3 separate regions of the Homo sapiens genome follow, and all the other regions are linked to region 1. The links are chromatin loops, found by intact Hi-C in ENCODE. Cell type or tissue: heart right ventricle. All regions are shown on one strand.

Region 1 (8,000 bases):
GAATAGATGCAGGAAAAACATTTAACAAAGTGCAGCACACATTCCTGATAAAACCCTTAAAAAACCAGGAATAGAAGAAAATTTTCACAATTTGATAAAGAACACCTACAAAAAAACTACACTGATCATAAATCAAGTACCCAGTAAGCCCCAATAGCTAGATCCTGTATGAGAGATCACCAAGACTAAGCAGATCAAACTTCCATACCTGAAATATTCTGACAGCATTGTCAATCTCAGGATTTTGTCTTGCTTCCCTGTCTTCCAGCAGCAGTGCTATACTGTGCTGATGAGGTGTTCATAGATCACCTGAAATATGTTTAAAGACAGCTCACATGTGCCTGCTGCAAAGCGTTGTAGGAGTAATCCTTTTCCAATGGCTGGGGAAAATTCAGGGGGCAAAGAAAAAAAAATAGCTGAAAAAAAAAATATGATTCTTAGGCTGGGCACGGTGGCTCAGGCCTGTAATCCCAGCACTTTGGGAGGTCAAGGCGAGCAGGTTGCTTGAAGTCAAGAGTTCAAGAGCAGCCTGGCCAACATGGGAAAACCCCATCTCTACAAAAATTACAAAAATTAGCCAGGTGTACTGGCACACACCTGTAATTCCAGCTACTCGGGAGGCCAAGGCACGAGAATTGCTTGAACCTGGGAAGCAGAGGTTTCAGTGAGCTGAGATCGTGCCACTGCACTCTAGCCTGGGCGACGGAGTGAGACTCTGTCTCAAACATATATATATATATGATTCTTAGGGTCCTTCGAGTCTGTTTATAGATTAGCATTCTCCTCTTTCCTCTTCTCTTCTTAACATTAATATATATTAACCGAATGTGCATTAAAAACACTCAGCAAAAGACAATATCTTATTTAAATAATGGTATTTAAGTAAAGTGCTGTTTTATAAATTATTATACGTTTCCGCCCAGCCCTCTCATTTCATGGTTTAAAAAAAAAAAAGGAAGATTCACCATCACAGTTTGAAAAATAATAAAGAGCTTGGCAGCATTTCTTCAACAGTTACTTCCTATTATGCCAAACACTCTCCTTTTAAGCTAGCAAGATGCAACTGAAAGTTGTAAAATAATTGCCCAAAATAAACATAACTATACTATTGTATATCAAAGGACCTCATAGGTTAAGAATAAAATGGTGACTCAAGCTCATAAACGCTAGAAAAGACTAAGTATAAAAGTCTGACCTAGAGTCTGAACATCATTCATTTGGCATCTTGCCAAGCATCATAATAAAATTTTTAAAATCATCAAACATTGCCTTCAAATCATCCTTCCAAAGAAAAGTCAGCTCAGGCTCAAATCAAACTCTTGGAATGCTGTAATTCACCAGTATTGCTGAGCAGAGGGGACTCTAAATCATGGTCAAGGGGAGCTGGGTCTAGAACCATCTCTGATGCCAACTTGCTCTGTTGTGCCTCTCTCTGGGCCCATTTCTTCACCTGCAGATGAACTTGTACAACTCTTGGGCAATGCTAAAATTCTCAACACTAAGGGAAGATGATTGGCAGTATGAAAGAGAGTGGAAGCTGAGGAGGACAGAATCAAGCTTCTTGATACAAGCAGGGGAGCTCTCTGGGGAGATGGGATTTAAGATGAAAGGAAACTCACTCCCCCCAGGGAGGGAGGCCAGGCATGTGTGGAGTGGACCTACGAAGAGCATGAAATATAAAGCCTTATCTGAAGAGGAGGATCTGGAAGGAAGTAAAGAGAGGAAATGTCTGAAGAATTTTAAAAGAGAGCAGCAGATTCAGGAGCAGAGTGTAGGACAAAGTCAGAGAATCCCTTGACCCTCTCTTCCAATTCACTCTCTACAAAGGCTACAGATACATTTTTCTGCCACCCAATTAAAATTATATCCTTTTCCTGTGCAGAATCTTTTAATAACCACCTATTACCCTCAGGACTAAAATAAAAGCGAAATCCTACTATGCTCCCGTAACTCCTTACCCTTACATTCAAAATTCAACAAGCTCTGAAATCTAAAGTTTCTTTATACGTAGTTGAGGAAAATTGACCTAAACGGACTCGAGGATCATTATGTTCTTTCTTTCTTTCTCGGGTGTGACTATTTGGTGTCAGAAATATTAACAGAATATTTACAGGATGCTGCCCCAAGCCCCACTGGGATAGGATGTATACAATACAATGAAAATAATTATGTTTCTAAAATCTGAAAAATTCTAATTCTAAAACTACATCTGGCACGAAGGTTTCTGGATCAGGGATTGTGATTTGTACTTTCTTTCTTTCTCTTTTTTTTTTTTTTTTTTGAGACAGAATCTTGCTCTGTCACCCAGGCTGGAGTGCAATGGTGCAATCTCAGCTCACTGCAATCTCTGCCTCCTGGGTTCAAGTGATTCTCGTGCCTCAGCCTTCTGAGTAGCTGGGATTACAGGAGCCTGGCACCATGCCCGGCTAATTTTTTGTATTTTTAGTAGAGACGAGGTTTTGCCATGTTGGCCAGCCTGGTCTGGAACTCCTGACCTCAGGTAACCCACCCGCCTCAGCCTCCCAAAGTGCTGGCATTACAGGCAGGAGCCACCGTGCCCGGCCCGTGATTTGTGCTTTCTTATCATAACAAGGATGGTCCCCAGTGGCCAAGCCCTTGCCAACCTCACTCTCTCCTACCTCATACTCATTTATCTCCACCATGCTGTGTTCCAGATATAGAGTCCTTATCACGGCCTTATGCTACAGTTTTGTCCCCAACTATGGCTTTATACAAGCTTTCCCCACTGCATGAAATAGCTCTACTCCATCTTTTCACTTGGAAAAATACCTTGCACATTTCAAAGCCCATTTCAAAGTCTGCTTTTTCTATAAGGCCATCCTTTCCCTGTGCAGAACATTTTAATGCCCCTGTCCCCAGCCCTCTCTGTGGTCTGCACAGGGCTGGCTACTCACTTTTCTGTGCACTTAATCATCTACACACAATAGCATGGGCTGTTTATTATAACCACCTCTTTACAGGACAGTGTTCCTCCTCTGGTCTGTAGGCTCCTGACAGGCAGCGCCTGCCCTACTTATCTCTGACCTCAGCATCTGGCAGAGTTCCTAGTACTAGAGAATGCCTGCTGGATTATGGGAGGCATTCAGCAAAGAGCAGTCCACCAATTCATTACTCCAGGAAGAAATGAACTAAACAGCCACCACCACAGTCATTACTGACCCAAAACAAATAAGGAGACTTAGGAGCAAAGGCAGAGAGCTCTCCAACCTCCTTCTCCCAACAGATCCTCTGGTCCTGCACTATCTCTGTCTCTACTCACACCAACAGGAACAGAGTGTCCTACCAAGGTCTCCTAAAAGCTGCAGAGCTAAAACATTCTCCTTCCCAGGCCCTCCCGAATAAGGACAAAGGCTAAGTTGTCTCCTACCAATGGTGGCTGAGTATGCAAACGAGACAGTCATCAGGAGGCCTGGACAGAGAACACTCAGCTACCTTTAGCACCATAATTCTGATTCCAATATAGATGGAATAAATAATAGTAATCAGAACAACAATGATACTGGCAAAGAGCTTCAAGCTTCAAGGCTTACAAAGCACTTTTACTTACCTTTTCTCACTTAATCAAATTCGCACACTCTGTATAGCAGATATTGTTATGGTGCCCAATTAATAGATGAGAAAACTGAAGCTCAGAGAGAATCAGCATTAGTAATAAAGGCTCAAAAGCTAATAAAAAGGAGCTGGGGTTACAAGCAGATTGATGTGGGCTGGGCACGGTGGCTCACACCTCTAATCCCAGCACTCTGGGAGGCCAAGGCGGGTGGATCACTTGAGGTCAGGAGTTAGAGACCAGCCTGTATAACATGGTGAAACCCCATCTCAATTGAAAACACAAAAATTATCTGGGCATATGGGCAGGTGCCTGGATCCAAGCTACTAGGGAGGCTGGAGCATGAGAATCACTTGAACCCGGGAGGCAGAGGTAGCAGTGAGCTGAGATCAGGCCACTGCACTCCAGCCTGGGCGACAGAGCAAGACTCTGTCTCAAAAATAAAAAATAAAAAAGTAGATTGATATGGAAGCTCAGATTTGAAGGACAGCATATTGGTCAAAGCCACAGGAAAAAGAGAGGACATAAATTTGGTGGAATAGGCTGACATAGTACTGCTGGGAAAGGCAGAAAAGGAGGTTATGGTTCTATGTGTAGAAAAGTGCAGAGCTTTAATACCAGGGAAGAGAAAATGTTGTGACTACAATAAGAACTGGAATTAGAAGAAAAATCTGCTGGCTAAGGGATCAAGGGTACCACAAAACTGAGATGAGTGGGGCCAAGGATCTACTTCTGATTAAAAGCAATATATAATTATTACAGAGAATTTAGAAAAACTAGAAAAAAGAAAGAAAAAAATTTATTTAAGAACATTTTAAAAACATGCTAAGATTCCATTATATAAAGTAAAGCTCCCAATTGTTTGCTATACCCTATTTTAATTTAATGGAGTATTTTTATTAACATGGATAGTCTCTTGCTTTTACCTTCCTTACCTTACCACTGGATGAGAGTAAATATTTTACTTACCCTCATCAACTTTCAATATTATTATTTCATTTTAAATATCAGATAATTGTGGGGAAATTTTGGAAGAAGGGCTGTAACATCCTATTATTGTTTTAATTTACATTTAATTGGTTAATAAGGCAAATTAAATTTTTTTTCAGTTTTTACCAATATATTTCATATTTGTCTTTTGCCTATTTTTGTTCTTTTTCCATTTGTTTACTGAGGTCCTGGTATTACTGAATGTATATGAGTTTTATATTTATTTAAAAGAGTTACCCTTTGTTGAATTCTCTACAACATTATTCCAAGTTTTATTGATTGCTTTTTAATCTTGGTGATTTTTTTGATGTATGAAAGTTTTAAATTTTTATGTAGTCAGATCTGTCATTCACATCTTTAGTGATTTATTCTGTCAACTTTAAGCTGAGAAACCCTCCCCCTGAGGAGGTTTCATAAATATTCACATCTATTTTCTTCTAGAATTTCTAACAGTTTAGGTTTTTAAATATTTAACTCTTTAAACCATCTGGAATTTATTTTGATGTTCTGAGTGAGGTTAAAAGATGTTCAAAATGCTTTTAAAAAATAATAAAACACTTAGCACCTCATATTTTTAGCTGATTTGGCATAAACCTTAAAGTCCAAGTGGAACCCCCATTAAACGCTACAAATTTCTTAATAGTGTTTATTATTTTCTTTCTAATAGCACAGGATACAAAATACACCTACTTGCCAGTCACTGCTCCAAGTGAGTTTATCAGCAAGCCACACACCCAACACATGGTCTCTCTTTTATTATTAAGAAAAGTAGGTAATACATAAGAAGCGGGGCTCCCACCAATCATTAGCAAATCCTCCAAAGAAAATCCAGCATATATCGGATGAAGTCTTTTCCCTAGTGGACTTGTGAAATTTCTCTGACTGAATCATTTAAGCAAAGAAAACTTTCCTCCCTTCCAATCATGGTCTCTCCTTCATAGTATGTGGTGCTCATTCAAAAGAGTACATGCAGAAGAAACCAGAATATATATGTTTGCTCTCTCTCCATGCGGGGTAAACAGTCCTGCCTTTCTCTGCCTTCCAACCCAAAGGTGGCCACGCTAGGTGCTGCACTGAAAAAGATTTGTGGCTTATTGTCCTGATGGATGCCAGAGTAATGGAATAGCTCTGTAGTATGTCCTGGAAAGGCAGGCCAACAAAGCATTGTGCTATTGATGGCTCACATTATAATGGAGAAATATTAGGGGGATATTTCAATAGCCACCCAGAGGAGAAACAGCAGCTATAAGAATGCCACAGACTGTTTCCAAGGAGAATAAAAGTGACATAAAAAAGGGGGAGGGGGCTGAAAAGGGGGTAAAAATGCTTCAGGGGGAAAAAAGTCCACTCCAAGAATATACGCGAATGCACAAGCTGTTTGCTAGCTTGGTTCTCTAGAGAAGGGGAGTAACAATCCCCAATATGTGAACTCCACAATTACAGCATTATTAATTTATACAGCACCAGAGACCACACATGAGACCTCATGGTAATTAAGTTACAGATAAAGCCAGGTTACTTTTCCTCTGAATATAAACAACTGTGTTCTGTTTAACATACACTCAAAAGAAAAACTGGTGGATTTTAAACTAAAGAACAGTGTCTGGTAAACCTATACTCAATGAAGATCTGTCAGTAATATAATGTTTAAAAAAAAAAAAAAAAAAAGAACTGCCCAGCAATAGATTCAGGAGAGAAGTAGAATGATGAAGATTTAGTCAGTAAGCTACTCTCTTAGAGAGTAGGCAAATTGGAGGCAGGAGGTTTAATGAGTCTCTCCTATAAGGCCTGAATTAGAAATGTGCAAATGTTCAAGCAAATGCTGGACACGGGGATAAAATCTATTGCCATAGTCCCCTGGAATGGCAAGAATTAGGCTACAACATAACCTTTACAAGTGGGGTAGACTTTGATCCAGCAATTTTACTTCTAAAAACCCATTCTAAGCAAATAATCCTGGACATGTGCAACGATTTTGCTCCAAAGATGTTCATCATAGCATCACCTATAATAGCAAAACTCTGCAGTCGATTTACCCTTTTCATCTCACATTTTACTGTAAGCAAATCTCCATGTCTATAGGTATATTTGTGGACTCTCATCTTAAATAACTACATAGTCTTCCACTTATGAATACATCATAGTTTAATCGATATATATAGGAATTTAAGAATGATATTACATTAACCCTTTATCATGTTCACAACATTGAAAAGAGTGCACTGAATAGACATTATACATTTTAATTTCCTGTTTGCAGAACCTCTCAGGAGTACCCTCACCAGCAATTTCAACAAGATTCTAATAAATTTATTTGTTTTATTTCCAATAAAATTCCTACTTACAAGACATTTTTATTGTATCTAGTTTGCCATTTAAATGACCTAATTTTATGTCAGACTCTCTAATTCATGTCTCTGAGCAATGCACATATCAGATACATGCTCAAGTTACCATTTATTTTCAAGATTGCAAAAACTGTACACAGAAGTAAAGCCATTAGAGGATAGTGGAATTGCATCCAAAGAAAATGTTAAGACAGTGTGTTACTCATCTATTGCTGCATAGTAAATTACCCCAAAATTTAGTGACTTAAAGTGTCAAACATTTATTATCTCATAGTTTCTGAGAGTCAGAAATGCAGGCATGACTCAGCTGGGGCCTCTGGCTCTGATCTTCTATGAGGCCACCATCAAGGTGTGGGCCAGATCTGCAGTAATCTTAAAACTCAACTGGGAGTCGAACCACTTTTAAGTCCATTCAAGTGGTTGTTGACAGGAGTCAGTTCCTCATGGATTGTTAGACTGAGACCTCCTTTGGTACTTGTTCAACATCTACAGGGCATCTCACAGCATGGCAGCTGGTTTGGCCAGAGTGAGAAAGGAAGAAGGCAACAGAGGGAGTACAAACAAAACAGAAATCACCATCTTTTAGAGCTAGGGTTGCCATATTTAGCAAATAAAAATACAGGACACTCAAAGCAATGTAAAGAGGGAAATTTACAGCTGCAAATGCATATGGTAAAAAAGAAGAAATAAATAAAATGAATACGAACTAGAAAAATGAGAACTAACTAAAGCCAAAACTAGCAGAAGGAAGGAAATTAGAGAGAGATAAATGGATTGGAGAACGAAAAATAGTAGAGAAAATCAACAAAACCTAGAGTTTGTTCTTCGAAAAGCTTAACAAAATTAACAAACCTTTAACTAAATTAACGAAGAAAAGGCGACAGGACTCAAATGTAATGAAACAGGGGACATTTCAACCAATTTTACAGAAATAAGAAGGATAAGAGAATATTACAAGTAATTATATGCCAACAAATTCAATAACCTAAATGAAATTGATAAGTCCTAGGAACACAAACCCTATCAAGACTGAATCATAAAGAAATACAAAATGGGAACAGACCAATAGCTAGTAAGGAGATATTTGCACA
Region 2 (8,000 bases), 82 kb after region 1:
GCATGTGCAGGTGTGTCTATCTATCTTTGTCTCTTTTTTCCTTTCTGAGGGGAGCAAGGGTATATTCAAGGTTGTCTCCTTTAGGATAAATTTATAAATACGGAATTACTGGGTTAAAGGTTAGCCACACATTTAAGGTAAAAATGATTTTTAGTAATTTATATTTCTTTTTATTCAGTAGGAATTTGAAAGAATAAAACATTCCTTGTCCTTACAAATAGTTGTCTTCAATTACAAGTTCCAGCACCTTCTGGTTGAAAGTCATCTCTCTTCTACTCTAAAACTGTACATATCATGAGTGCTTAATCAATGAATATTGAAATAAATTCCTAGCACTCCTAGTCCTGAAAACTAGCCATTTTTCTATGGGCATATTCCCCCTATCTCCAAGAACACTGCAATATGTCTTAATTTTTCGGGATCAGTTCCTTCATCCTCTGATTTACAAATATCTTGAGTCTTCAAAATTGTGTTGGGTATTTTGAATCTTGGTTCTGTGAATTTTCCAATTCTGTTGATGTCCTGGTTTTTTTGGTGTTGTTTGTTTGTCTGTTTGTTTTGAGACGGAGTCTCTCTCTGACCCCAGGCTGGAGTACAATGACATGATCTCAGCTCACTGCAACCTCTGCCTCCCGGGTTCAAGCTATTCTCCTGCCTCAGCCTCCTCATTAGCTGGGACTATAGGCACACCCCACCATGCCTGGCTAATTTTTGTATTTTTAGTAGAGACGGGATTTCACCATGTTGGCCAGGATGGTCTCCATCTCCTCACCTCATGATCCACCCACCTCGGCCTCCCAAAGTGCTGGGATTACAGGCATGAGCCACCACACCTGGCCAATGTCCTGTTTTTTTAAAGGATTTTGACACACATACTCCTGATTAGCATAGTAAACTCAAAATAATTACTAAATCTTTCTGAAATTCAAGCAAGATATTGCTTGTGCTTAGTTTTTAATAATGCAAAATTGTTTTGAGCCAGTACTCCTTTTTTAAACTAATTTGATTCTCCTCTTTAATATGCTACATTAAAAATCTAGCCAATATCAAAATTAGCCATATAGCTGATAAAAGAAAATAATAATAATTAGAATCATAATTTCAGAATTTGTCTAGAAGGCTTTTTCTCTCTTTTCTTTTTCCAGATTTATTAAGGTATAATTGAAAAATGAAAATTGTACATATTTACAGTGTACAATGTGACGTTCTGACATACGTGTACATTGTAAAATGTTTAAATCAAGCTAACTAACATACGCATCAACTCACATACTTATTTTTTGCACTGAGAACATTTTAGAGCTATTCTCTTAGCAATTTTCAAGTATACAAGACAGTATTATTAAGTATAGTCACCATGCTGTACAATAGATCTCCAGAACTTATTCATCCTGTCTACCTGAAACTTTGTAACACTTCACCAATATCTCCTTATCTCCCACTCCAAGTCCTGGCAACCACCATTCTGCTGGCAGCTTCTATGAGTTGGACATTTTAGATTCCACATATGTGAGATCACGCAGTATTTGTCTTTCTGTGCCTGGCTTGTTTCATTTAGTATAATGTCCTCCAGTTCATCCATGGTGTCACAATGACAGGACATCCTTTGTTTTTAAGGCTGAATAGTATTCCAGCGTGTATTTATACCTCATTTCCTTTATCCATTCATCCATCAATGGACACTTAGGTTGTTTCCATGTCTTTCCATTGTGAATAATACTGCAATGAACACAGGAGTGCAGATATCTCATCAACATACTAATTTCATTTCCTTTGAATATATATTCAGTAGTGAAATTGCTGGGTCATATGGTAGTTTTATTTTTAATTTTTTGAGGAACCTCAATGCTCTTTTCCATAGAGGCTATACTAATTTACATTCCCACTGACAGTATACAAGGGTTCCCTTTTCTCCACATCCTTGCCAATACTTGTTATCTTTTGTCTTTTTGATCATAGCACTTCTAACAGGTGTTAGGTGATATCTCATTATGGTTTAATTTGCATTTCCCTGATGATTAGTGATGCTGAGCATTTTTTCAAATGCCCATTGGCCATTTGTATGTCTTCTTTTGAAAAATGTCTATTCAGGTCCTTTGCCCATTTTTTAACTGAGCTATTGGTTCTCTTGCTTAACAGCCATTTTCTTTAGACCCTGTTGGCCCACATAAAAAAAAGAAATAGGCAGATCTAAGACAAAAAGTTAATCTGTAATAATCCACCAAATAGCTACTTCATGCACTCTTTATACCTTTAATTTTTTTCTATCAAAGTTATTCTCTTTCTGCAATTGGTCACTTCTAATATATTTATGGTTGGGTTAGAGTCTGACCATATAACGTTTTTAAGCGCATAGCAATGCCACCTTTAAAAAGTTATCCTACAGTTATAGTCTCACAAAAATACAGTTTATTGGGGCTTTGTTTCTAATATCAAAAGATGGGAAACTATGTAAATCTCTAACATTAGTGGGCTACTTAAATAAATCATGGAACATGAACAAAATAGAGGATCTTGCAGCCAATAAAAAAGAATGAGATCTATCTATGCATGCCAATATAAAATAAATTCTATGGTGCATTTTAAGACAGAGTCTCACTCTGTTGCCCAGGCTGGAGCGCAGTGGCGCCATCTCGGCTCACTGCAAGCTCCGCCTCCCGGGTTCACGCCATTCTCCTGCTCCAGCCTCCCGAGTAGCTGGGACTATAGGCGCCTGCCACCACGCCCGGCTAATTTTTTGTATTTTTCGTAGAGATGGGGTTTCACCACGTTAGCCAGGATGGTCTCGATCTCCTGACCTCGTGATCTGCCCACCTCAGCCTCCCAAAGTGATGGGATTACAGGCGTGAGCCACCATGCCCGGCCTCTATGGTATATTTTAAATGAACAAAGCAAACTGCAAAACATTGTGTATAATATGCATTTTGTATGCTTAAAATATCTCTACTTGGCTACAAAAGAAAGTCATAGTTGTTGCTTCTAAGGAAGGCAGTGGGAGACATGGTTCCGACATGTAAGGAAAACTTACTGTTCATTGAACTTTAATTTTTTTTTTTTAGACAGAGCCTTGTTCTGTCATTCAGGCTGGAGTGCAGTGGCATGCTTATGGCTCACTGCAGCCTCAGCCTCCTGGGTTCAAACAATCCTCCCACCTCAGCCTCCCTAGTAGCTGGGACTACAGGGGTACACCACCACACCTGGCTAAATTTTGCATTTTTTGTAGAGATAAGGTTGCCCAGGCTGAAATATTTTAATTTTTTACAATGAGCATATATTAATTTTTAGTTAAACATAGACAATCAAATGGGAAGGGGGAGGGCTTTGGTTCTGTATTTCATGAAACCAGTCAAAATCACTATCACTTTTGGCTAATGGTAATCAACTCAAATTGCAAATTAGCAATTAATTTATCTCTGAATCTATCGGCAGGATTTCAACATCTCACCAAATCTTACTAAGAGTTTTAACCATATGCCAAACAGTTATTTCCTCGGTCATTCATTCATTGCACCATTCAATTCATACTAACCGTGGGCATGCACAATGCCAGATGCCATGCTGGGACACAGGAACACAGCAGTGAGCAAGAAAAGGAATTCGTTGTTACCTCTTTGAGCTTAGAGTCTAGCAGGAAAGACCAACCTTCCTACTAAGTAACTGGAGAAATGTTGAAGAGCATTGTAAGAGTACTTGAAGGGATGCTTACACAATCTATGTATTGGAAAGACCTCTGAGGAAAGGACATTTAGCTGATACCTCTAGTTAACCAGGTGACTGGTGAGAGAGCATGTTCTAAGAAGAGATGGGCAGATGGTGCCACCTCAAGGGTAAAACAGAGCTCTACCTGGCAGATTGAAAGCTGTCAGGACCAATGGAGCCTCAAGTTCAGATAAATGAATGGGGATACCACCAGGGAGCAGATCCTAGGGGACTTGAGCAAGGTTGAGGACCCTGGACCTCACTTTAATGACAGGAAGAACCACAGCAGGATTTTAAGCAGGTGTGTTAATCTCCTAGGGCCACTGTAACAAATTAACCACAAACCAAGTGGCTTAATACAACAGAAAAGCATTTTCTAATAGTCCTGAGGGCCAGAAGTCTGAAACAAAGGTATGGTGAGGGCCGTGCTCCCTCTGAAAGCTCGAGAGGAGAATCCCTCCTAGCCTCTTCCTAGCTTCTGCTGGCTGTCAGCAATCTTTGGTGTTCCTTGACTTATAGACACATCACTCCAAACCCTCCCTCTGTCATCAGATGGCCTTCTCTCTGTAGGTATCTCTGTCCAAATCTCTCTCTTGTAAAACCACCAGTCACAGTGAATTTCAGAGCCACCATGATCCACTATGACTTTATTATTAAGTTGATTACATCCAAAAAGACCCTATTTCCAAAAAGTCATATTCCCAGGTTCCACATGGAAGTGAATTTTGGAGGGACCCAATTTAACCCAGTACAGCGAGGACACAATATAATCTGATTTGCATTTTATAAAAACTATTCCAAGGATAAAGAGGGAAAAGATAGGGAGGGAGCGAGACTGCAAAGATAAAGATTAACTTCATATACATCTTTATTATTTTTGAATTAGGAGATTCATTTTGAGGCCCGAGCTACATACACATCAGACGTTGAGCTAAGAGCTGTTTCCATGATATCTCATTCTGTCCTCAAACTGCCCTGTGAAGATAGTCAGAGATGTGACTTTACCTGTCCATGGTCACACAGCAGTGCCTCAAACCCAGATCTGGTGGGCTCTAGAGCCTGTATGGTTTCCATCCTCCCAGGCTGAAAACTAAACACATTCTCAAGGCAATGAGACTCCTTTGACATAGATTTCCAGGAGATGGAAAATACTGTACACTGGCATGGTTTTAAGCACACTTCAAATTCTTTATGCAAAGCCAGGGCAAAAGGTGAATAGTTAACATATCCTAAAGAGCAGTCATGTTGTAATGCAAAGGAATCTGAGGGTTCCAATCACACTGTACCATGTCCAGTGATTCAACACTAGGTCAGAAATATTCTTTTTAAAAAGAGACCTATGTAAAATCCGTGCTTCACAAACACAAGCCCATATTAAAAGAAGCCTGCTTTTTATAAAATGAAGAAACTTGAAGCTATCATCTGAAAAACTCAGATACAGAAATGAATACAGAGGAAAAAAGAGGTAATTGGTGGGAATTATTTGGACTGATAGCTGATATTGATCAGAAACAGACTGTGGGTCTTCTCCCTCTTTCCTGCTTTACCTCCATAGTCCACAATTGTAAAGGTGGGTTGAAATTTTAAGAAACAACAATGAAGACCAAGGTTATTCTCTCTTGTGCTCAGTAGTTTTTAAGGGGTCAAATGAGTATTGTGGGTGTAGGTTACAGCTTCTGTCACTTATCACAATTTTGTCATCTCAAGGTCTGAACAAGGGAGCACCCAACTCTCAATTTCCTCTTTTTTGTTCCATGGCTTTTTCCTGCAATATTAAAACAGAAATGAAAGAAGGAAGAAAGGAGGGAAGGAAGGAAGGAATGGAGGAAGAGAGGAAGAAAGAGAGGAAAGGATGAAGGAGAGAATGAAACTTGAAAAAAGTACATGTGAATCCAAAAAGGGAGGAGAAAACAACGATTATTCTGATATGTATTACTAGTTTAAAAATGGAACTGTAAATCAGGTTATAATTTATAAACTGGTTCCTAAAAATAAAGAATAAAATATGTTCAAAAGCAATTAATAAGCAATTTTTATCTAGGAAGTGGGTGATTTTTGCACAAGGGGGAGAGAAATGCTCCAGGCTTTGCCTCATCTCCTAGAAGCATCCCATATTCTTAGATGTGACGTTGCCTTGGTAACCACAACTTGGTGACCTCGTTATTTCAACCTAATCCTGCTTTGAAATTATAGTTGCTCCACCCTTTTGCCTGGCCAGCCTGATAACATAATCATTGTAAATGAGGATGAGAAAAAAACAGCAGGATATAGTCCCTCCGGTGACACAAGACCAGTCTCACCTTATCATGGAAATAGACGAACAATTAAACGGCATGAATCTAAAACCCTAAAAGTGGATTTTCTTATTTTTATATGGCTTCTTATGCTTATTTTCAAAACCTACTGGTGGATTCAATGTAGCAGGGTATCTTGATATTACTATATGAAAATGGAAAATTCCTATTTCTGTTAAAAAAAAAGAGATAAACTGTCAAAGGTGAAGTTCTTAATTATGCATGTGTTTTGCCCAACAGCTGAATAGAAACCAGAATCAGAAAATAATTTTTTAACAAGTAGACTGGCAGTATCCAGGTTTGTTTGTCCAGCTTAACTTCCTCTGGCTAAAGCCTCACAGATCAGTTGTCATCTTGAATTCAGGTTCCTTTCATAACAAAAGAATCAGGAGATGACATTGCTTACATTCTGAATGCATCAAGTCGAACTATACTGTAGTTTAAAGGAAATATATTTACTCATTTGTTTCAATTTGTGTGCTTTGAGATCTCTGCCCGGAAAGGAAGGAAAATCCATTCTCTTTCTCCTTCATTTCCTCCTTTAAAAAAAAAAAAAAAATCCAAAATGGCTAGGATACAGTAGTGATAGGTTCGGATCTCAATAAAATGTTCATACTGCTCCCAACTCATACATGGGTAGCTACGTGGCCTGTCTCTTGGGCTCCTGGGCTCCCCTTCCAGGACACCCCCCCCATTTCTGATTGCCACACACCAGCTCACTCACTGTCTTTCCAAAAGATCCCCAGTTGTGGCACGTGGAGGGGAGGGTTACTTGGATGGATTCCCTTCACCCATTCTCCTGCTGGCAATAGTCCTGCTTCCTCTGTCTCCCCACTGTGTGCTTCCCAAAGAATAATTCTTTGCTACTGGTGGATATGCTGTTGGCCTCACCAATGGATGTCAATGGCAGCTCACAGGTGAGATGCAAGTTCCCACTCAAGGCCGTTATCCAGAGAGAACATGCCCAGGGGATAAGGCCACCCATGCTGGCATCCCCTCCTGCTGGCGAAAAGAGAGCCACTGCCATGGGGGGAAGAGGGAATGGCCAATGGTTGGTTAATGGATCCAAAGTGCAGCTAGATAAGATGAACAACTTCTAGTGTACTAGAGCACTGTAGGGTGACTATAATCAAAAACAATAATTTATCATATATTTTTAAATAGCTAGAAGAGCAGGTTTTGAATGTTCCCATCTCAAAGAAATGATAAATGTTGGAGGTGATGGATATGCTAATTATCCTAATTTGGATATTCTACATTGTATACATGTATTGAAATATCACACTGTACTCCATAAATATGTACAATTATTATGTGTCAGTTAAAAATAATATAAAAGACAGCTGCCATCAGTTATGTCTTTTATCTACAAACACAAGACAAGATTTGTGTCTTGTCATATATGACAAGATTATATTGTCATATAATCTTAAGAATTTAGGGAAAGATTGTAGCTTCTTGAAGAAAGTATGCTGCATCAATTAAAGCTTCACTATCAGAGTGATAATATCAAATCTCTTAAGATAAATAACCTGGAACAGCATGCATTTGACTTAAGAGTATTTCTTCCCTTTTGCTGAGGTGAGTAAAATTAGCATTTCATAAAGTGTGAGCTCCAGGTACACTACACCGGGCCATTCTAAGCCTACACTTCTCTTGTTCACTATAGCCACAAGGAGTAATAATAATGACGATGATAACAGCTAACATTCAGTGAGTTTGCATATTTACCATTTGCCTCATTTTACAGAGGAGTGGCTGACACACAGAAAGCAGAGGGTCTTGATAGCCTCCCAAAGCTGGCAGGAAGTGGCAAGCCAAGATTCAGATGCATGTAGCTACTCAGCTATTCTGCCCTCCTGGACCTAACTGTAGAACTAGGACCAATGGTTGGACCCCACGAGCAGACACATCAAAACTCACTCTGAAAAGAAAAGTCTAAGTAGTCCAAGCTGTCCAAAGACAGAATAGACCTAGACAGTCTCAAAAACAAAGGAAACACACAAA
Region 3 (8,000 bases), 67 kb before region 1:
CTTTAGATAACCTGATGACAATGTGCCTAGGTGATGATCTTTTTGCAACGAATTTCCCAGGTGTTCTTTGTGCTTCTTTATTTGCATGCCTAGGTGTCTAGCAAGGCCAAGGAAGTTTTCCTCAATTATTCCCCTAAATATGTTTTCCAAACTTTTAGATTTCTCTTCTTCCTCAGGAACACCAATTATTCCTAGGTTTGGTCATTTAACATAATCCCAGATTTCTTGGAGGATTTGTTCACATTTTCTTTTTCTTTTTTCCTTGTTTTTGTTAGATTGGGTTAATTCAAAGACCTTGTCTTTAAGCTATGAATTTCTTTCTTCTACTTGTTCAGTTCTATTGCTGAGACTTTCCAGAGCATTTTCCATTTCTGTGTGTCCATTATTTCCTGAAGTTTTGATTGTTTTTTATTTATGTTATCTATTTCATTGAATATTTCTCCCTTCACCTCGTATCATTTTCTTGATTTCTTTACATTGGGCTTCACCTTTCTCTGGTGCCTCCCTGATTATCTTAATAACTAACCTCCTGAATTCTTTTTCAGGTAAATCAGGGATTTTTTCTTGGTTAGGATCCACTGCTGGTGAGCTAGTGTGATTTTTTTGGGGTGGGGGGAGGGGTTAAAAGCCCTGTTTTGTCACATTACCAGAGTTGGTTTTCTGGTTCCTTCTCATTTGGGTAGGCTCTGTCAGAGGGAAGGTCTAGGGCTGAAGGCTGTTGTTCAGATTCTTTTGTCCCATGGGGTGTTCCTTGATGTAGTACTCTCCCCCTTTTCCTATGAATGTGCTTCCTGGGAGCTGAGCTGTAGTGATTGTTATCTTTCTTCTGGATCTAGCCACCCAGGGAGTCTACCAGGCTCTGGGCTACTACTGGGGGCTGTCTGCACAGAGTCCTGTGATGTGAACCATCTGTGGGTCTCTCAGCCATGGATACCAGCACCTGTTCCAGTGTGGGTGGCAGGGTGGTCAAATGGACTCTGTGTGGGTTCTTAGCTTTGGTGGTTTAATGCACTATTTTTGTGCTGATTGGCTTCCTGCCGGGAGGTGGCGTTTTCCAGAGAGCATCAGCTGTGGTAGTATGGAGAAAAACATGGTGGGTGGGGCCCTAGAACTTCCAAGAGTATATGCCCTTTGTCTTAGTTACCAGGATGAGTACGAAAGGACCATTGGGTGGGGGCAGGCCTAGGCATGTCTGAGCTCACACTCTCCTTGGGTGGGTCTTGCTGCAGCTGCTGTAGGGGATGGGGGTGAGGTTCCCAGATCAACAGAGTTATGTTCCTAGGAGGACTGTGGCTATCTCTACTGTGTCATGCAGGTTGTCAGGGAAGTGGGGGATAGCCAGCAGTTACAGACCTCACCCAGCTCCTGTACAACCCAGAGTGCCAGTCTTACTCCCAACAGCACCAATCCTGTTTCCAGGCAGTGGGTGAGCAGGGCTAAGAACTTGCCCCAGGCTACCTGCCTCCCAGCTGCGAAAGCAAGTATGGATTTCCTTCTTCCCCAGTCAGTGGAATCTGCACACTGGATTCACACCCTTCCCCAAGTTCTGACCAGGAGGCTTCTTGATCAGTTCAAATTGTTACAATGTTCAGCTGGAAATTTCCTTCTCCCTGTGGCCTTTTCCCAGTGCCTCTGGCAGCCCTCCCAAAGGATTCCTGTGAAGCCAGGTAGGAATGACCAGCTTGGGGACCCAGCGAGCTCACAGGGCCTTTTCCACTGCTTCCTCTACTTCTGTACCTCGCTTGGCTCTCTAAATTGGCTGAGCTCCAGATAAAGCCAAAATCTTCTCCCGTAATCTAGACCTTCAGTTTCCCCAGTGGGGATGTGTGTTTAGAGGTAAACAATCTCCCTTCCCCACTCCTGCAGTTTGGGCACTCAGCATATTTGGGGTATCTCCTGGGTCCTGCAGGAGCAATCTGCTTCCTTCGGAGGGTCTGTGGCCCCCTCGGGTTTCCTAGTTTATTCCTGCAGTCGTTCTGTAGCTAAAATTCATGATGCGAGCCTCCATACACTGCTCTGTCCATCTGAGTCAGAGCTGCAATCTAGTCCTGCCCCTTGTCTGCCATGATTCCCCTTTTTCTCGTCTCAAATTTGTTTAATTTGTTTTTGTCCATGAATTCATCACTGTTTCTATCTTGCTCTGTATATTGTTTATCACAGAAGAGATGATGAGCAATGGAAGCCTCCAATCTTCCCTGAGAGCAGTAGCATAAAAACCATGTAGCCTCTGGACTCTGGGTTTATTCAAATAGAATCTTCTATTAAAATCACATTCCAGATAGGAAAAAAAAAAGTTTTAACTACAACTGATCTAAATATTGTTGACAGAAGACCCCCTCCTCTAAAACTGAGACAATGCCTATTACAAAGACTACATTTCAAAAGTTAAAAGTAAGCTAAAGTAAAAAGTTGGGACAGAGTTTAGATTTAAGGCTTTGGCCCATGGATTGGCTTGTAGTCAATATTTTCTTGAGTTACACATACAGTGAAGATTGCCACGAATAAGATGACACATTGAAAATAACATTATCTGAGCAGCGTCATGTCTGGATTTTAGCCAAGCTCAAGAAATATAAAATAAGGTTATTTCTATATGGTAGCCTCACTGCTGGGTATCTGGCTTTTAATGGTTTAGTGAGAAGATTTCATATTGATTTTTTTTCAAGTTTACTTTTTAATAACACAAATAACCTTCAGTAACTCATGAGGTATTCCATTAATGCCATAAAAGTACAAAATTTGAATTTCTGGTTTAGAAGTTCTCACATTTCATAGAATGCAAATGTTAGATGCATTTATGCAATCACAAATGCAACTAAGGTCATTGGTGGCAAACAACAGAAAGCAACTCTGGTTGATTTACACAGGAAGGGAATGAATAAATGGTGTTGGGATGTTCAAGGAATGGATCTGAAGGCAGAGGAACTAGGCTCAAGAGTCTGTGAGCAGAGCCAGGATCCTGCCCCATCACTACCGGCCATGTGCTCCCTCCCAACCCATTCCATGCTGCTAGACTCATTTGCCCTGGACATTCACTCTACACCAGTGATCTCCTGAGTCCAGCACAGATGCCATGGATAATGTCTCTTCACATCATTCTCTCATTATTCAAAGTCCTAGACAGAAGCTTCTTCTTACTCACACTCAAGTTTTGGCCCTGGATCTAGCTGTTAGCCAGTAGAGACAGGAAATACTTGCCCCCTCCTTGGGCTTCTGCTCAAATAGGAAAGTATCCAGAAGCTGGGGAATCAAAATGACTAAAGTTTGTTAAAATAAAATACCCAAATGAATACAAAGTGAATATTTCATGTCAGTGAAATACCCAAATAACAAAGAACTGTAATTTATTGAGGTGACTTTCTTCCAGGCAATGCACTATGTGCAATATATAATATATTGCGTACTTCTAGGCAATACACTATGTATAGTATATAATATATATAATTTCCATCTCATTTAATCCCTCATAGCACCCCTAATGAGACAGGTATTATCATATTAAGGACAAGGAAAGAGTAACATGCTCAGGGTCACAGAGCTATTGAGCATCAGAGCCAGAATTTAAAGGAAAGCCTTTCTGAAACAAACACCAGTTCCTCTAACCACTGAACTACACAGTCTCTCCATGAGTATTGCCACTGTGGGTTGGCTCAGGGTTTGCACTTACAAGGCATATGATGCATGTTTATTTTGGCATTTCCTTTCAGTAGACATTCAGTGAGTTTCCACCACCTATAAGCCACCATCTTAAGCACCATGGGTGGATATAAACATGAGTAAAGTACACATCGGTCACTAACTGCAATATGGAGAATGACAAAATCCCTGCAAGTGACAAATAAAAGATAAGTCATACCCTGAGGGCAAGGATTGTGTCTTTCTTGCTTACTGTCTATCCTTAGTACTTAGCATGGTGCCTGGACATAGCAGACTCTCAGTAAGTATTTAATAAATGAATAAAAATAATTAACATTTATTATGCACTTACTATGAGCCACGCACCCTGCCAAACCTCCTGTGAGGTACTTACAATGATTAATCTCCACTGTGTATCCTACCTAGGATCACATGTGAGTAAGGGGCATACAAAACCATGCAGACTGTACTTTACTGGGGGTGAGAGCTTCAGCTTGAGGTCGGCAACCAGACAGCATGCTGGCTATAGCAATCTGGGCTCCACATCTGTACCCCTTGGCTTTCATAAGAAGAAAAGGCATCTTGTTCAATGGCTCTGTTAAGAGAAAAGAAATTGCTTTCCCAGAATTTTCCCACAGATCCCCCCTTTGCATCTAACTGCCAGGAATTGGTCATATACTTATTCCTAAATTGGGTCCTGTAGCCAAAGTGAAGTCATGAGCTGATTGGCCTCGGCCAAAATGGCCAGTCCAATCAGGTCCAGAGAAGTATTAAGAGGGCTATTAAATAGTATTAAGAGGGTTCTGATGATTCTTAATAGGGTCAAGCCCTGCAGCTGGAGGTTGGTTCAACTTCCCCTGGAGCATATGGGCTATTGGGAGATGGGTAGCTACCTGAAAATAAGTGGAACTACTCTCAGGAAGGGGAAATGGACAGATGGATGCTCTATCGGTAACTGAATATGTCCACTATGACCTCCCTCTTTAAATTCCTACAGGCCCCCGCAGCTCTCAGAATGAAGTCTGAATGCGTCAGCAAAGCACACAACGTTCTTCACCACTTGCCTTCAGCCTGATTTTCCAGGCTTACTTCCAAACCTTGCAGGTCTCCTCCCCTGGTTTCCTAGAACTATTCACTCTCCTCTGAAAGCATGCCCTGCCCTTCCCCTTGCCTTTGCCCATGTGGTCTTGTGCCCGGAAAACTTTTCAGCTCTCAGATAACATGGCAGCTCCTCCTCTCAGCACCACGTCCTGCCTACTCCTTTGGGTGAACTGCTACCCAGTGTCTCAGGGGCCCCCAGGAGACAGTCTGCAAGGGCAAGCCTCCCTCACCAGGCTGCAGTGGTGCCTTCCTTGTCTTTGAATAAAGCAAGAAAATGAAAAGTCATCTGAATGAGTGAATGAATCCTAATGCAATATACTGTCTCAATTTCTTGAGCTTTTCCTTCCCAACCCTTATCACAATTGAAATTACATATTCATTGACATAATCATTTGTTTGGTATCTGTTTCCCCCCATAAAAATATAAGCTGTCTGGGGGCAGGAACCATGTCTCTTGTTCACTCCTGTACCTACCACAGTGTCTGACACATCTCAAGGGTTTAATAAATATCTGTTGAATGAATATAACATCCAGAATATAAAGCTGCCTAAAAACTGCACACACTATTTTTTCCATTGTATCTTTTCTTCAACAAGGAAATAATATGGCTCATAGGAATGAAGAAGAAACCTAAGCTTTATTCCAGACAGCTTTTCACGGCTTTGATTGCTGGAAAGAGGCAAAACCCCAAGTCACATGATTTTGTATTTAGAATATTAATTTTCCCTAGGTCATGCAGAAACAGCGATACTTTCCTTAATGAAATGCTCTTGTACTAGTTTCTATTTGTATGCAAAACACATCATTGGTTTAACATATTGAGACAATCTCCCCTACCCATGCACACCCATATCTGCCTAGCCGAAGAAGGGGAAAGGCTTCTGATTTATTACACATAAACAAAATGAATAAGATAACATTTTATTAGTTAGAAACCATTATAAAAACAGCAATAAAATGGGGCAGTACAAGTGGAAGACGCCCTTATCAATAAATCCTCAGAAGTTTAGGACCCTGGTGCATGTTGTAATAATAAAAAAGATAATTAAAAGGATCGAATTGCACAGCTGTATCATTTTATCAAGAAGCAGCCCTCTAACAATAGAAAACATCAGGGCAGTAACAGTTGGTGAGTCTCTAACCTTTTTAAAAAGGAAAGGTATTTGAGATTCAAGTTGTTTTAGCTATTGTGAGAAGAATCCATGTTTACGTTGTGTCGCATTGAAACATGCAAATCCAGGCAAGAAATGGCTTTCCTTTAAAATCAGTATCTTTATGAGTCTTGTTTCTTGTGCTGAGCAGTAACTGGCTTTATTAAATTAGCCATATCCATCCTATCAATTATAGCTGATATTATAACTAACAACTGTAGGTGAGAAAGACAGTTTCCTTACTTTTTGTCTAAGAAAGTCTTGGGTTTTCTTCCCTTGACTGAGAATCTTCATTTTGTCTTAGAAAATCCTTATGACACATTGCAAATACTTTTTATACAAAGACATCACAAGGAAACACAGAAACCTCAGAGCTTTTTCATTTCCCAGAGAGCTGTAGTCAGTTTTTAGAAAGTAAATTGTGTCCTCTACCCTCCCCTCAACTCCCTCCAGGTCAATGTTTCCCCTCCCCCATCCTGGTCAGTTTAATATGAGTCACTGCCTGGGCTTTGTTGTATGGAATAAAATAACATATTCTCCTGGGAGTCAGTTCATGCAAAACACTCCCTGCTGAGAGTGGAAATTTACCCATAAGACATTCTTCCAGCAGCAAGCCCCTGGAGGAAACCTGACCAGAATGTTTAAAGACTTGAGGAGCTCGGTCTCCTTAACTCCCTCAAAATTTCTCAGAGAAAAAAAAAAACACACACACACACATATTTAAGGTTTATAACACCTGGTGACAAAAGACACAGTGAGATATGATGTTATTTAGAAAGAAAACTGAAAATGAGTAGATTATTTCCAATATTTCGTCTGCCACTCTGTCTTCTACCACGATTTCTATTCTTTCTATTCTCCCTTCCCATTTTGGTTTATGGTCACTCTGCAGTCGTTCCATTGATCAATGCATGAACTCTTTCTTTTAACAACTGCCACATACTCAATAAGTTACTTTAAGCCAAGTAGCTATTATTTTGCAACATATTTATAAACTCTGATATATTTTCTGTAGTGTAAATGACATCGATTTACCACTAAAATAATACATGTGTTCATAAATGCATAAATCACAAGAAAGCTTAGTTGGGACTTATAAAAAGTCTTGAAACAAGCCCATCTTTGTAAAACATACACATATACATAATATAATTAATAATGTAATATACACACATACTATAGATACAGATACTTTTTTTTTTAATAGTAAAGCTAAGGATCATGAAAGAACATGGAAATGGAAGCCCAGCCCAAGAACTTTGCCTCTCCTTCATCAACATTTACCAAATGGTGATGCAAACAAATCAGAAGAAATATAAATTTCACCGAAGGCAGCTCCCATCTTACAGAGGGCCTAGACAAAGCTGGTAAGAACCGGCTGTCTTGAAAAGGCATCAGAAGAGATTTACTTGATGGCCCCTGGGCTAGACATTGTGTCATCTTTTCTTTTTATTAAGAACTTGTTATCTAGGTTTTCAAAAGTGTACTTATAATACACTTTACTAAATAGTTTGTAGAGTTGCACAATGTATGCCTGTATAAAAACCCTGTTAAAAATTTCAAAGTTTGCAAACTGGAAGAATAAGTGAGTGGCTCATTTAATTTATTTTAATCAGTTATATCAGGAAAATGCAATTATATTGAAGGGAACCCTTTGCAGAAGCAGAGAGCAATTAGGTTTTGCGTGCAGAGTACTTTTTTTTTTAAAGCCCATGTCTGCAGCATTAAAGAAAAGCATAATGTCAATCATCTTGATTTCAAATTCCTTTAGTGCAGTCCTTAAACAGTGCAAAAATTATAGAAAGCTAAAGCTATTTTTGTCAAGATTGTGTGCAGCTGTTTTCTGCAATTCTTGAACATTCTTGATATAAATGTGTTTCCAAAGGTACCCGTTTTTAAAAGTAAAAATTACTGCAGTAATGCTCTTAACCTTATTTTAAATAGACATTTTCACATCATCTCTTAAAGAGAAAAACTTACCAAAGAGGCCCCTTGAGTGAGCTAAAGTTTCACTAAATTTAAGTAATGGGATTTCCCTGCTCATTAACATCATCTTATGCAAAAGAGTAGCTTAAAACTTGACAAGTAGATGGCAACAGTGCAAAATGGCA

What was found. Peaks named below come from ENCODE experiments on the same cell type or tissue, not always from the same donor. Only the 100,000 strongest peaks of a DNase experiment are listed, where the experiment ranks them.
Region 2: a loop joins it to region 1, with 2.2 times the contacts of the local background. A loop is called at or near these places in 2 of 110 quality-filtered maps.
Region 3: it touches region 1 in a loop (4-fold over the local background); 6 of 110 quality-filtered maps call a loop at or near these places.

Annotation. Positions count from the first base shown.
Region 1 is chr4:17,229,740-17,237,739 of GRCh38, forward strand. No RefSeq gene overlaps it. Among named protein-coding and RNA genes, the nearest start is that of LINC02493, 48 kb to the left of the region's middle. In heart right ventricle, no CTCF peak of the experiment used is centred here; DNase peaks (open chromatin) are centred at 2,522 and 3,052; H3K27ac peaks cover 2,988 bases.
Region 2 is chr4:17,311,847-17,319,846 of GRCh38, forward strand. No RefSeq gene overlaps it. Among named protein-coding and RNA genes, the nearest start is that of SNORA75B, 5.0 kb to the right of the region's middle. In heart right ventricle, no CTCF peak of the experiment used is centred here; no DNase peak of the experiment used is centred here.
Region 3 is chr4:17,162,368-17,170,367 of GRCh38, forward strand. No RefSeq gene overlaps it. Among named protein-coding and RNA genes, the nearest start is that of LINC02493, 20 kb to the right of the region's middle. RefSeq lists an enhancer at 743-1,244. In heart right ventricle, no CTCF peak of the experiment used is centred here; a DNase peak (open chromatin) is centred at 4,831; H3K27ac peaks cover 3,112 bases.